Linked DNA regions of Homo sapiens: all the other regions are linked to region 4. A link is an interaction called in ENCODE POLR2A ChIA-PET data of the cell type or tissue named here. Cell type or tissue: Caco-2. All regions are shown on one strand. Region 1 overlaps COL20A1 (collagen type XX alpha 1 chain). Region 2 holds the start of LOC124904957 (a long non-coding RNA gene). Region 3 overlaps PRPF6 (pre-mRNA processing factor 6). Region 4 has its middle 2.9 kb from the start of PPDPF.

Region 1 (2,500 bases), 210 kb before region 4:
ATGGAGCCCTCTGCCTTCGGTGGGACCCCGACCTTCACGCTCTTCAAGGACGCCCAGCTGACAAGACGGGTCAGGTGTGAGGGCAAGGGCTGGGGTGGAGCTGGAAGCCCAGGCTGGGGCCGCTGAAGATTAGGAGGACATGGTGGGGGGGCGGGCATGGGCCGGAGACCTCCTGGAGGCTGTGGGACAGGGCAGCGCTGCTATGTCAGCAAACGGCTGACTCACCCCAGTACTCACACTTCAGAAATTCACATTTTACAAATTAATAAAATCTCCATGGGCAGAGTGAGGCCAGCCCCTTGGCATATTTTGGCAACCAAGTATGGATCTATTTCCCATGTGAGCTGAGGGCTGATCAAACACGCAGGAGCCCCAGACTGACCTGAGGCGATGGGCCAAACTGCCAGTAGCCGGATTTAGAGGAAGCGATCACTCAAATAGCTTTGCATGAGATTTGGGACAATTCCTGATATCTCATGACCACCCTCCCTTATTTACAGAGAACAGTTGTTCATCGTGACCCTGAACTGTGATATAAGCTGCATGACAGTTTAAGTTAAAATGGTTGATGATAAAGGCGGAAGCCAGGTGTGGTGGTGCACACCTGCAGTCCCAGCTACTGGGGAGGCTAAGTCCAGGAGGTTGAAACCAGCCTGGACAATGCAGCAAGACCCCATCTCTACAAATAAACAAACAAACTTAGCTGGGTGCGGTGGCAGGCACCTGTATTCCCAGCTACTCGGGAGGCTGAGGTGGGAGCATGTCTGTCTCAGGAGACGGAGGCTGCAGTGAGCCAGGATTGTGCCACTGTAGTCCAGCCTGGGCACCAGAGCAATACTCCGTCCCTTAAAAAAAAAAAAAAAAAAAAAGAAGTTACAAAGGAGAGTTATATTCTGTAACAGAGATTTTAAAATTATAGAAATATATATATTTAAAAGCTCACCTAGCACTGTTGGGGCTTAGGAATGTCTCTCCCAGCCTGTTTTGTCCCCACACAGCCGCCGGCCCATGTGCTATGCTCGGCCCTGGCCCCCTGGTCACCACGGTGTCTTCGTGGCTGAACTCGATGACTGTTCCCCGGCTTCCCTCACCATCCTCTCCCTCCCCCCAGTCTTGCTGCACATGCCCCCTGTGCTCCGCCCCCATGGCAGTTTCTCTTCAGGGTGGTATAGTTGCCCTCTGCCCTCCTCTCTGGGCAGCAGGCTGCAGAGCCCTCTTCCTCCATGGCCTCAGGTGGTGTAGACGCCCCCCGCCCCCCTCTCCTCTTCCTCGGTGGCCTCAGGTGCACGTACTGAGCTGGGTGTTCTTACGGGTGGGTGAGGTGGGAGCTCTGATCGCCTGCAGCCCGAGGCAGCTTCAAGGCCTCCTGGGTGCCTCCCCAACCTCTCTGCTCTCAAGCAAACCCTCCTGGGACCAGGCAGCCTCCACAGGGTGGCTGTTTCCATGAGTCCCTGTTCTCAAATGAGGGCTCCTCCCAGCCTTGTGGCATGAGCAGGCACTTCCCATGCCTGTTTGCCCTTCCAGAGCTCACAGCCTGAGAAGTGGGGGCAGATGGTTCTCCAGGTGCGGCCACCCAGGGTGGACCCCCGTGAGGGTTGCCACACCAAAAGAGGAGGGCTCCTGCTGTGTGGGGTCGGGAGGCTCCTGAGGTGGCATCACAGGTGCCCAGGCCCCAGACCAGTCTGCTCTCGGGATGGCAGGAAGGTGGCTGGGCATCCTAAGAGTGAATGGAAGACAGATAGGAGGCTACGGCCATTGGGACCCCAATTCTATCAGGGGCCCGAGACCCTGCTCCCTGGACCCCGATTCTATCAGAGGCCCGAGACCCTGCTTCCTGGAACATTAGGGGACCAAGACCCTGGTCCCACCCCTCAGGGTGTCTGGCTGGGCACTGGCCAGGACCCACTGGGCGGTGCCAATGAGTGTGAGTCGGGGGAGCTGCTCCCGAGAGCAGAGCTGCCTTTCAGTAGTGATCCTGAGACTCCCCTGTGGGGTGTCCTGGGCCGGCACCCCTCACCCTCACGGGCCCCGGGAGCACGGGTCTTGGTGAGCCCTTGCTGGGGTCATCTGGGATGTGACCTGGGATGGCCCTGGGCCTGGCGCCTCCAAGTACTTCTGTTGAATCCTCCTCATTCAATGGGAGGGATTCTGTCCTTTATGTACCCCATGTTACTCATGGGGAAACCAAGGCAGGGAGGCCCCAGTGTGGCCTCATAGACCCTCAGCTCTGTGGAACCACCAGTCTGGGCTCCTAGGGAGCCAGCGGCCTCCACGCTCAGTCTACAGCTGGGAAGGGTGTGCGGGTGCAGGGGTCCACCATGACCCTCAGAGCAGCCTCAGGGACTGGCACTGGGGCTGGGGCTGGGCGAGCGGATCGTTCTGCCAGGTTTGGCTGCCCTTGGGTCTGCTCATGTGCCTCTCCCTCCCCCAACCCCCACAGTGACGTCTACCCAGCCCCCCTACCTCCAGAGCACACCATCGTCTTCCTTGTGCGCCTACT
Region 2 (2,500 bases), 750 kb after region 4:
CTATCCTATAACTAGTTTCTCTATAATATATAGTTTCTGTAAACAGAAGTTAGGCCTAGGGCCTGAATATATTCAGGTTAGCATCTTTGCAGGAATATTCATAAGGTAGATGTACTTCATGGCACATCACATTAGGGGTCCGTATGTCAAGATATTTCATTTTATTGTAAGCATTTCTATGTATTTTTATAGTATGTATAGGAATGATTAAATATGAGCTAAATAGTAGCCAATTCTTTTGAATATTCTCATTTTGTCTCTGGGATAGTTGACTAAGATAACACGCACAGGTCCTTCAGCTTGGGAAACCAAAAAGATTCTTGCTGTTTCTTTTGCTCCTCTGATCCAGCCCTGCCATTCAGAGTCAGGAAAATCAAGACTTGTCCAGTTACGTAAGTATACCAATCTTTACTTATTTTATCTTTTAGATCTTTTCTCTCTGGTTAGATTTTAAAAGGAAACAAAATTTACAACAAACCTTTTGATATTAAAAAGCACCACTCCCATGCTGAAACTGTAAAATTCTACAAGCAATTTCAGGCATTATAAAAATTATAATCTATTTTTAACCTATTTCAGGTAATTTTAGCCGTCTTTTAAATCTACAAAGAGCTGTTGCCGGTCACACCATTGAAAGCCGAGGACGCACATAAAAGGGAGCTCATTTTGCCATGTGGGAGACTTAGCCTATTTGCCGCCTCCACTGGGAGGGGCTTACAGAAAGAGCCATCAGCCAGAGGGCTCCTACAGAGTCATGGGGCTTCTGCTCCCCAGGGCGCCAAGCGCCTGCTGCCTCATGGGTAGACAAGGTTAGAGAACACATTCCAGCTAATCTGCTGGGGTGTGGATAGGAGACTTTCCGTGGAACCTTACACAGCCGAGCCTTTGTGTTTCACTATTTCAGGATGCAAACTGAGCAAGGAACTGATACCAGGGCCAGCACGACAGCAAAACCTCCTAATGTTTTAAAATTTAAACGGCTCACACAGAAATGAGAGTTCCAATTGATTTTATTTAAAATAAAACTATCAGGATGCTCTCTGATCATTTAGAAAATTTGGAAAATGCAAAAAATAATAGGAAGGGAAAAGTTTTGCATAGTCTTACAAAAAAAAAAAAAAGTTTTGCAAAAAGTTTTACATTTTGGCAAATCTCTTCCAGAAAGGTTTTTTGATTTATTAGGAATCACCTATGAAATGATTACACTTTGCTTTGGTCTCTACTAAGTACAGGTTCTAAGAACTAGACACGGTTCTTGAAATTTGATAATGAGCAACAATAGGACATGCAAAACGGTTAATTAGGGAAGGTTTGGCAGAGGGTGATGTCTGTGCTTGGCCTTCAAGGGCAAAAAGGAGTTCCCTAAAGAGAGAAGAAAGGGGAGAAAAGTACCAGCAGTGGCAGGACATAAATCAAAATGCGTGTTCCCCGTGTAGTCAGAGTTGGGACTGATGGGAGAAACTACTGGTATGTAGGTTAGAATTGGGTTTATCATGTAGGCTGGGGAGAGCTATCAGATGCTTTAAATAAAAGATACAGTGCCTGTGTATCCTGGATAAGCCTGGTTGTCGTCGGGTGGAGGGTGAATCTGTCAAATGCGTGCTCTGAAAGTCTCATCAGAATAACCTTTTAAGTAACTGCCGCCCTTGGCGGGGAGGGCACCAGCTTCCAGAGCCTTAGCAGAGTTTGGGAAGGCAGGGGCATCTTCGGGGTATTTATGAGACTTTTTGAGGGTCTGGTTGAAACGAGCCGTTCCCTGTGGGGTTCGTCTGGCCGATGAAGAATCATGACAATGTGGTGGGCAGTTTGGATGCTTGTTTTGAGGAGATGGCTTTGAAGAGAGTGTTAGATGATCAACAGTAATGTGATGCTTTTAGAGTTTCTGAAGTGACCCATTGAGTTACTTGCAACTTTTCTTTTCCTGGGCCAGTTTCCTATACTAGTAAATTCATGTTGGTAAAGACAGTGGAGTAGAAAACTCTGTGAGTGTAGACATACGTGATATGGGGTCATGTGAGTGTAGATGCGTGGTGTGGGGTGTGTAAGTTTAGACCTGCACAATATGGGGTCAAAGTGAGTGTAGACGTGTGTGGTGTGGGGTCGTGAGAGTGCGGACATGCGCAATGTGGGGTCATGTGTGGACATTTGCAGTGTGGGGTAATGTGTGTGTGGGTGTGCGCGGTGTGGGGTCATGTGAATGTGGGCACGCGTGGTGTGGGGTCATGGGTGCTGGCGTGTGGGGGGTGTGGGCGTGCATCGTGTGGGGTCGTGTGAGTGCGGGCATGCATGGTGTGTGGTGTGAGTGTGGTCCTGCACGGTGTGGGGTCCCGTGAGTGAGGGCGTGCACGGTGTGGGGTCCTGTGAGTGCGGGTGTGCACGGTGTGGGGTCGTAAGTTCAGGCGTGCACGGTATGGGGTTGTGTGAGTGCATGGCGTGGGGTCTTGTGAGTGCGGGCGTGCACGGTGTGGGGTCTTGAGTTCAGGCGTGCACGGTATGGGGT
Region 3 (2,500 bases), 480 kb after region 4:
CAGAGCCTCGTCCTATTGCCCAGGCTGGAGAGCAGTGTTGCAATCAGCTCACTGCAGCCTCAACCTCCTGGGCTGTAGTGATCCTCCTGCTTCTGGCTCTTGAGTAGCTGGGACCATAGGTACATACTACCATGCCTAAATAATTTTTATTTTGAGACAGGATCTTGCTCTGTTGCCTAGGCTGGAGTGCAGTGGCATGATCATGGGTCACTGAAGCCTCAACCTCCCAGACTCAAACTATCCTCCAGTCTCAGCTTCCTGAATAGCTGGGACTCCAGGGACATACCACCATGCCTGGCTGAGTTTTTAATTTTTCAAAGAGACGAGGTCTCCCTGTGTCATCCAGGCTGGTTTTAAACTCCTGGGCTCAAGTGATCCTCCCACCTCAGTCTCCCAAAATGCTGGGACTGCAGATGGGGGCCACTGTGCTCAGCCAGGACCCATATCTTTATCCCCAAAGGGTCTGACTTGTTGGTAGTTTTGCTTTTTTGGTGGCTGTAGTTCCCATTAACTTTTACTGGTAAAAGCAGAAATACTAAACTGTTTTTAGGACTGGCCTCTAGATAGTCTCCCACAGTGGGTGGCAGCAACTCAGTCTCGCTTTGGGAGTCAGGGTTAGCCTCTCCAGCCAGGGCTGGTACATGAGGAGGCCAGAGGGAGCTGTGGTCTGCACCCTGGTTGGCACATACTCCCTTTGGAGTAGCTCGTAGCTTGCTCTTTTTTTTTTTTTTTTTTGAGACTGAGTCTTGCTCTGTTGCCCAGGCTAGAGTGCAGTGGCGCAATCTCGGCTCACTGCAACCTCCGCCTCCTGGGTTCAAGGAATTCTCTTGCCTCAGCCTCCCAAGTAGATGGGATTACAGGCACCTGCCACCACACCCGACTAATTTTTGTATTTTTAATAGAGATGGGGTTTGGTTTCACTGTGTTGGCCAGGCTGGTCTCGAACTCCTGACCTCATGATCCACCCGCTTCAGCTTCCCAAAGTGCTGGGATTACAAATGTGAGCCACCACACCCGGCCTTTGGACCAGCTCTCTTGACAGGAGGGTCCAAGGAGGCGGAGACGGGACTCTTGGCAGTGGAGACGGGACTTGTGGCAGCGGAGATGGGACTTGAGCCATTCAGACATCACTGTTTATTCCTAGACCCGTGTGTTCTGGCTGTGAGATCCAGCCGGGATTGGTGTCTATTCACAGCATTTGTGGCATCCTACTGGGCTGCCAGGCCATGGCTCTGAGTGATGGGCACATGGTAAGACCATGTTCTGCCTGAATCGGTGAATTCATATAGCTTCGTCTTCTGGCCGTCTTTCAGTTGGTCAAGTGGACATCCAGATAATAAGGCCAGGGGTGTCAGTGCCAGTGTGCTGTGCAGAACCATGCGTAAACCACAGCAGACTTTTGTCTTCTCAGTCCCTTGACCCTAAGGGACTCCCCAGAGGTTGTCAGTGTGGGCTGAGGGAGGAAAGCGGTTGAGCAGCCACCAGTGCAGGAGGCATCTGCCCCATAGCTTAGGCAGCTGTGCTGCACCTGCCTTCCTTCCACACCATCTCCTGGGTGCCATTTCCACCCTATGAGGCCACTGCTGCATCTGCCCAACCTTGTGGCTTGGTCTGTCAGTAACACCTGGAGTGGGCAGCAGGTTGCTCAGTCATTTTATGTCCCTTAGCTGAGTGTTCATTCCCTGCCAGGGCCTCACAGCCAGCCTGGGGCTGTTTCTCAGCAGGAGAGCAGGTACCTGCAGGAGAGCTAGCTCACTTGCCCTCTCCCCTCCCCGCCTCCCCTCCCCTCTGCCTCCCGTCCCCTCTTCCCCTCCCCGCCTCCGCTTCCCTCCCCGCCTCCCCTCCCCTGCCCTGCCCTTTTCCTCTTTTTTTTTTTTTTGAGACTGAGTCTCCCTCTTTTGCCTAGGCTGGAGCTGGAGTTCAGTGGTGCAGTTTTGGCTCACTGCAACCTCCACCTCCTGGGCTCAAGCGATTCTCCCACCTCTGCCTCCCAGCTAGCTGGAACCACAAGTACATGCCACCACGCCCAGCTAATTTTTGTATTTTTTGTAGAGACAGGGTTTCGCCATGTTGTCCAGGCTAGTCTCGAATTCCTGGGCTCAAGCGATCCTCCCACCTCAGCCTCCCAAAATGCTGGGATTATAGGTGTGAACCACCACAATCAGCTGCCTGGCCTAATTTCTTTTTCTTTTTTTTGAGTTGGAGTCTCTCTCTGTCACCCAGGCTAGAGTGCAGTGTCACAGTCTCAGCTTATTGCACCTGCGCCTTCTGGGTTCAAGCGATTCTCCTGCCTCAGCCTCCCCAGTAGCTGGGATTACAGGTGCATGCCACCATACCTGGCTAATTTTTGTATTTTTAGTAGAGACAAGGTTTCACTGTGTTGGCCACGCTGGTCTCGAACTCCTGACCTCAGGTGATCTGCCCACTTCGACCTCCCAAAGTGCTGGGATTACAGGCGTGAGCTACGGGCTGTACCTGGCCCGGCCTAATTTCTTAACAT
Region 4 (2,500 bases):
GGAGCTGGACAAGCAGGACCCAGGGCAGCCACTGAGGTGGGCCCCCGTGCCACCTTTAGCGGGGGGAAAGGGAGCAGGGAGGGCTGGTCCTCTGAGGGATTCAGGCCCCTTACCCGAGGGCCTGCGGGGCGGGGAGTAGCCTCTGGCTGTGAGCTGGGAAGCCCTCACTCTGGAGGGACCTGGTTCCTGCTGGTAGGTGTCTCCCAAGGGCCTCCCATAGGGGTGTTGCCCCAAGACAGGCTGAGGGGTAGGGGCTGCAGGCACCGTGGAGGGGTCTTCCTGCCACAGGCAGCCCAGCTTAAAGTGAGGGTGGCTGCATCATTCTGGCCTGGTATAGGCATGGAGTGTTGGAGTCCGGGAGTGCTGCAGGCTGGCAGGGATGGGGGTCCACACACAGGAGTGCATGGGCTGTGAGCTTAGTAGACTCCTTCATAACCAAGGTGGGTGGTGTCCCCACACCTCTGCCAGGAGCCTACAGGGATTGACTCAGTTCTGTTGAGAGGCAGCTTAGTGAGCAGGTGGGAGTCAGTGAGATAGCTGGAGACTTGATGTGTGGCCAGGGACATGGTGAGAGGAGGGGCCTCCGTGGGGTGGGAAAGGGTGGGGTTCAGTGGTGGGGGAGGGACTCTGGGGAGGGGTGGGGATCAGTGGGTGCTCCCTGCCTGGTACCCTGTTCCACTGCACTATAAATAGCTGTACTAGTTGGTGGGAAGCTGGTGGGAAGGCATCTGGCTTGTGGCCTCTGATGGCTGAGCCTTTGTCCTGTCCACAGGGTGGAGGCAGCCTCACCCAGCCATCCAAGCCGGTGGTCAGTGCTGAGGCTGGGTGGGGGAGCCTCCGATGGACCCAGGAGTGGGAGGCTGCTCCTAATGGCAGTTGAGCCCCCTGCAGCCTTTTGCAGTGTCCAGATGAAGCCCACAGAGACCCTCCTCCATGTACACACAGCTGTGAGGGTAGCAGGAGTTGGTGTTGAAGGGAGAGCCCAGCCACGCTCAGGTCCCCACCACACATGGCCTGGGGGGGCTCCGCCCTTGGCTGAGCTGGAGGGCTTGGGGTCAGGACCAAGGGTGGGTCCACCCTGCTTGGAAAGAAGCTGTCCTGGCTTTTGGAGTCAGCGGGGGAGGGGCACTGCCCGGGAGCTGGTGTCTTGTTGGAAGGGGCAGCTGGGAGTAGGGAGCAGCCGAGCCACAGGCTGCCCGCGGCATCGTCCCCTGCCTCGGGTCAGGGGGCCCCTTGACTGGAGGACCTCACAACCCTGGGGGTGTCCATGGCCTGTTCCTGGGAGCTGCACCCTCATCAGATTCTCTGTAGGGGGAGAAGTCATATCTTTTCCTCACCCATCACAAGCTTCATGGCTGAGACCTGTTAGAAACAAAATGCTTCCTCGGTGCCACAAAGAAATAGCACTCAAACATTAATTTTCTCAGCAAGGCAATTTTTACTTCTATAGAAGGGTGCGACTCGCGGATGGAGCAATGGTGAGAGCGCACCTGGACAAGGGAGGGGAAGGGGTTCTTATTCCTGACACAGGTAGCCTCTACGGCTGTGTCATTCCCCTGTTGGGTGGGGTTGGACTGCACACTCTAAGGTAATTCTGATTGACTATTTTAAAGAGAGCAGGGGTGTGACCCAGAGTGGTGGGGTGAGTAGTTTGGCAGGAAGGACAGGAACAGGTAGCTAAAGATGACTTAGGTCAGAGCAGGTGACCAGGGGCCGGGTGCGATGGCTCACGCCTGTAATCCCAGCACTTTGGGAGGCCGAGGCGGGTGGATCATGAGGTCAGGAGATCGAGACCATCTTGGCAAACGTGGTGAAACCCCGTCTCTACTAAAAATACAAAAAAAATTAGCCAGGCGTGGTGGCGGGCACCTGTAGTCCCAGCTACTCGGGAGGCTGAGGCAGGAGAATGGCAGGAACCCGGGGGGCGGAGCTTGCAGTGAGCGGACATCGCACCACTGCACTCCAGCCTGGGCAACAGAGCGAGACTCCATCTCAAAAAAAAAAAAAAAAAAAAACAGGTACCAGGATGAGTCAGGACGGAGCAGGTGACCAGGGGAACAGATGTGAACTATTGATTAAAACTGGTGGAAAAGGTTGTTTACTGAAACTATGCACGAGTTAAATGGAGAACAAAGAACTGAACATACATGCTGAGTCCTCTAAGAGAAATCTAGAACTCACTGTATCCAACAGACCCTTGAACAAAAGACAGATTAAACTGGGCGCAGTGGCTCACGCCTATATTCCCAACACTTTGGGAGGCTGAGGCAGGTGGATCACTAGAAGCCGGGACTTCAAGTCCAGCTTGGTCAACATGGCAACCAACACGGCAAAACCCTGTTTCTATCAAAAACAAAAAAATTAGCCAGACGTGGCGGTGCATGCCTGGAGTCCCAGCTACTGGGGAGGCTGAGATGGGAGGATCCCCTGAGCCCGGGAGGCGGAGGCTGCGGTGAGCCAAGATTGCGCTACTGCACTCCAGCCTGGGCGTCAGAGAGCA

Evidence for each region. Peaks named below come from ENCODE experiments on the same cell type or tissue, not always from the same donor. Only the 100,000 strongest peaks of a DNase experiment are listed, where the experiment ranks them.
Region 1: POLR2A ChIA-PET joins it to region 4 with 10 read pairs; 2 of 35 experiments call an interaction of 5 or more read pairs at or near these places.
Region 2: POLR2A ChIA-PET joins it to region 4 with 10 read pairs; 2 of 35 experiments call an interaction of 5 or more read pairs at or near these places.
Region 3: POLR2A ChIA-PET joins it to region 4 with 7 read pairs; 3 of 35 experiments call an interaction of 5 or more read pairs at or near these places.

Annotation. Positions count from the first base shown.
Region 1 is chr20:63,316,618-63,319,117 of GRCh38, forward strand. COL20A1 (collagen type XX alpha 1 chain) reads left to right here. Exons shown (of 36, transcript NM_020882.4): 21 at 1-74; 22 at 2,441-2,500. Among named protein-coding and RNA genes, the nearest start is that of COL20A1, 25 kb to the left of the region's middle. In Caco-2, no CTCF peak of the experiment used is centred here; DNase peaks (open chromatin) are centred at 1,434, 1,964 and 2,454.
Region 2 is chr20:64,267,619-64,270,118 of GRCh38, forward strand. PCMTD2 (protein-L-isoaspartate (D-aspartate) O-methyltransferase domain containing 2) reads left to right here. Exons shown (of 6, transcript NM_018257.3): 5 at 269-392. It overlaps LOC124904957 (a long non-coding RNA gene), which reads left to right and starts at 2,281. Exons shown (of 2, transcript XR_007067721.1): 1 at 2,281-2,500. RefSeq lists an enhancer at 2,234-2,500. In Caco-2, no CTCF peak of the experiment used is centred here; no DNase peak of the experiment used is centred here.
Region 3 is chr20:64,005,600-64,008,099 of GRCh38, forward strand. The region is part of intron 9 of PRPF6 (pre-mRNA processing factor 6); the gene reads left to right. Among named protein-coding and RNA genes, the nearest start is that of PRPF6, 26 kb to the left of the region's middle. In Caco-2, no CTCF peak of the experiment used is centred here; no DNase peak of the experiment used is centred here.
Region 4 is chr20:63,522,373-63,524,872 of GRCh38, forward strand. No RefSeq gene overlaps it. Among named protein-coding and RNA genes, the nearest start is that of PPDPF, 2.9 kb to the left of the region's middle. In Caco-2, no CTCF peak of the experiment used is centred here; DNase peaks (open chromatin) are centred at 216 and 1,059.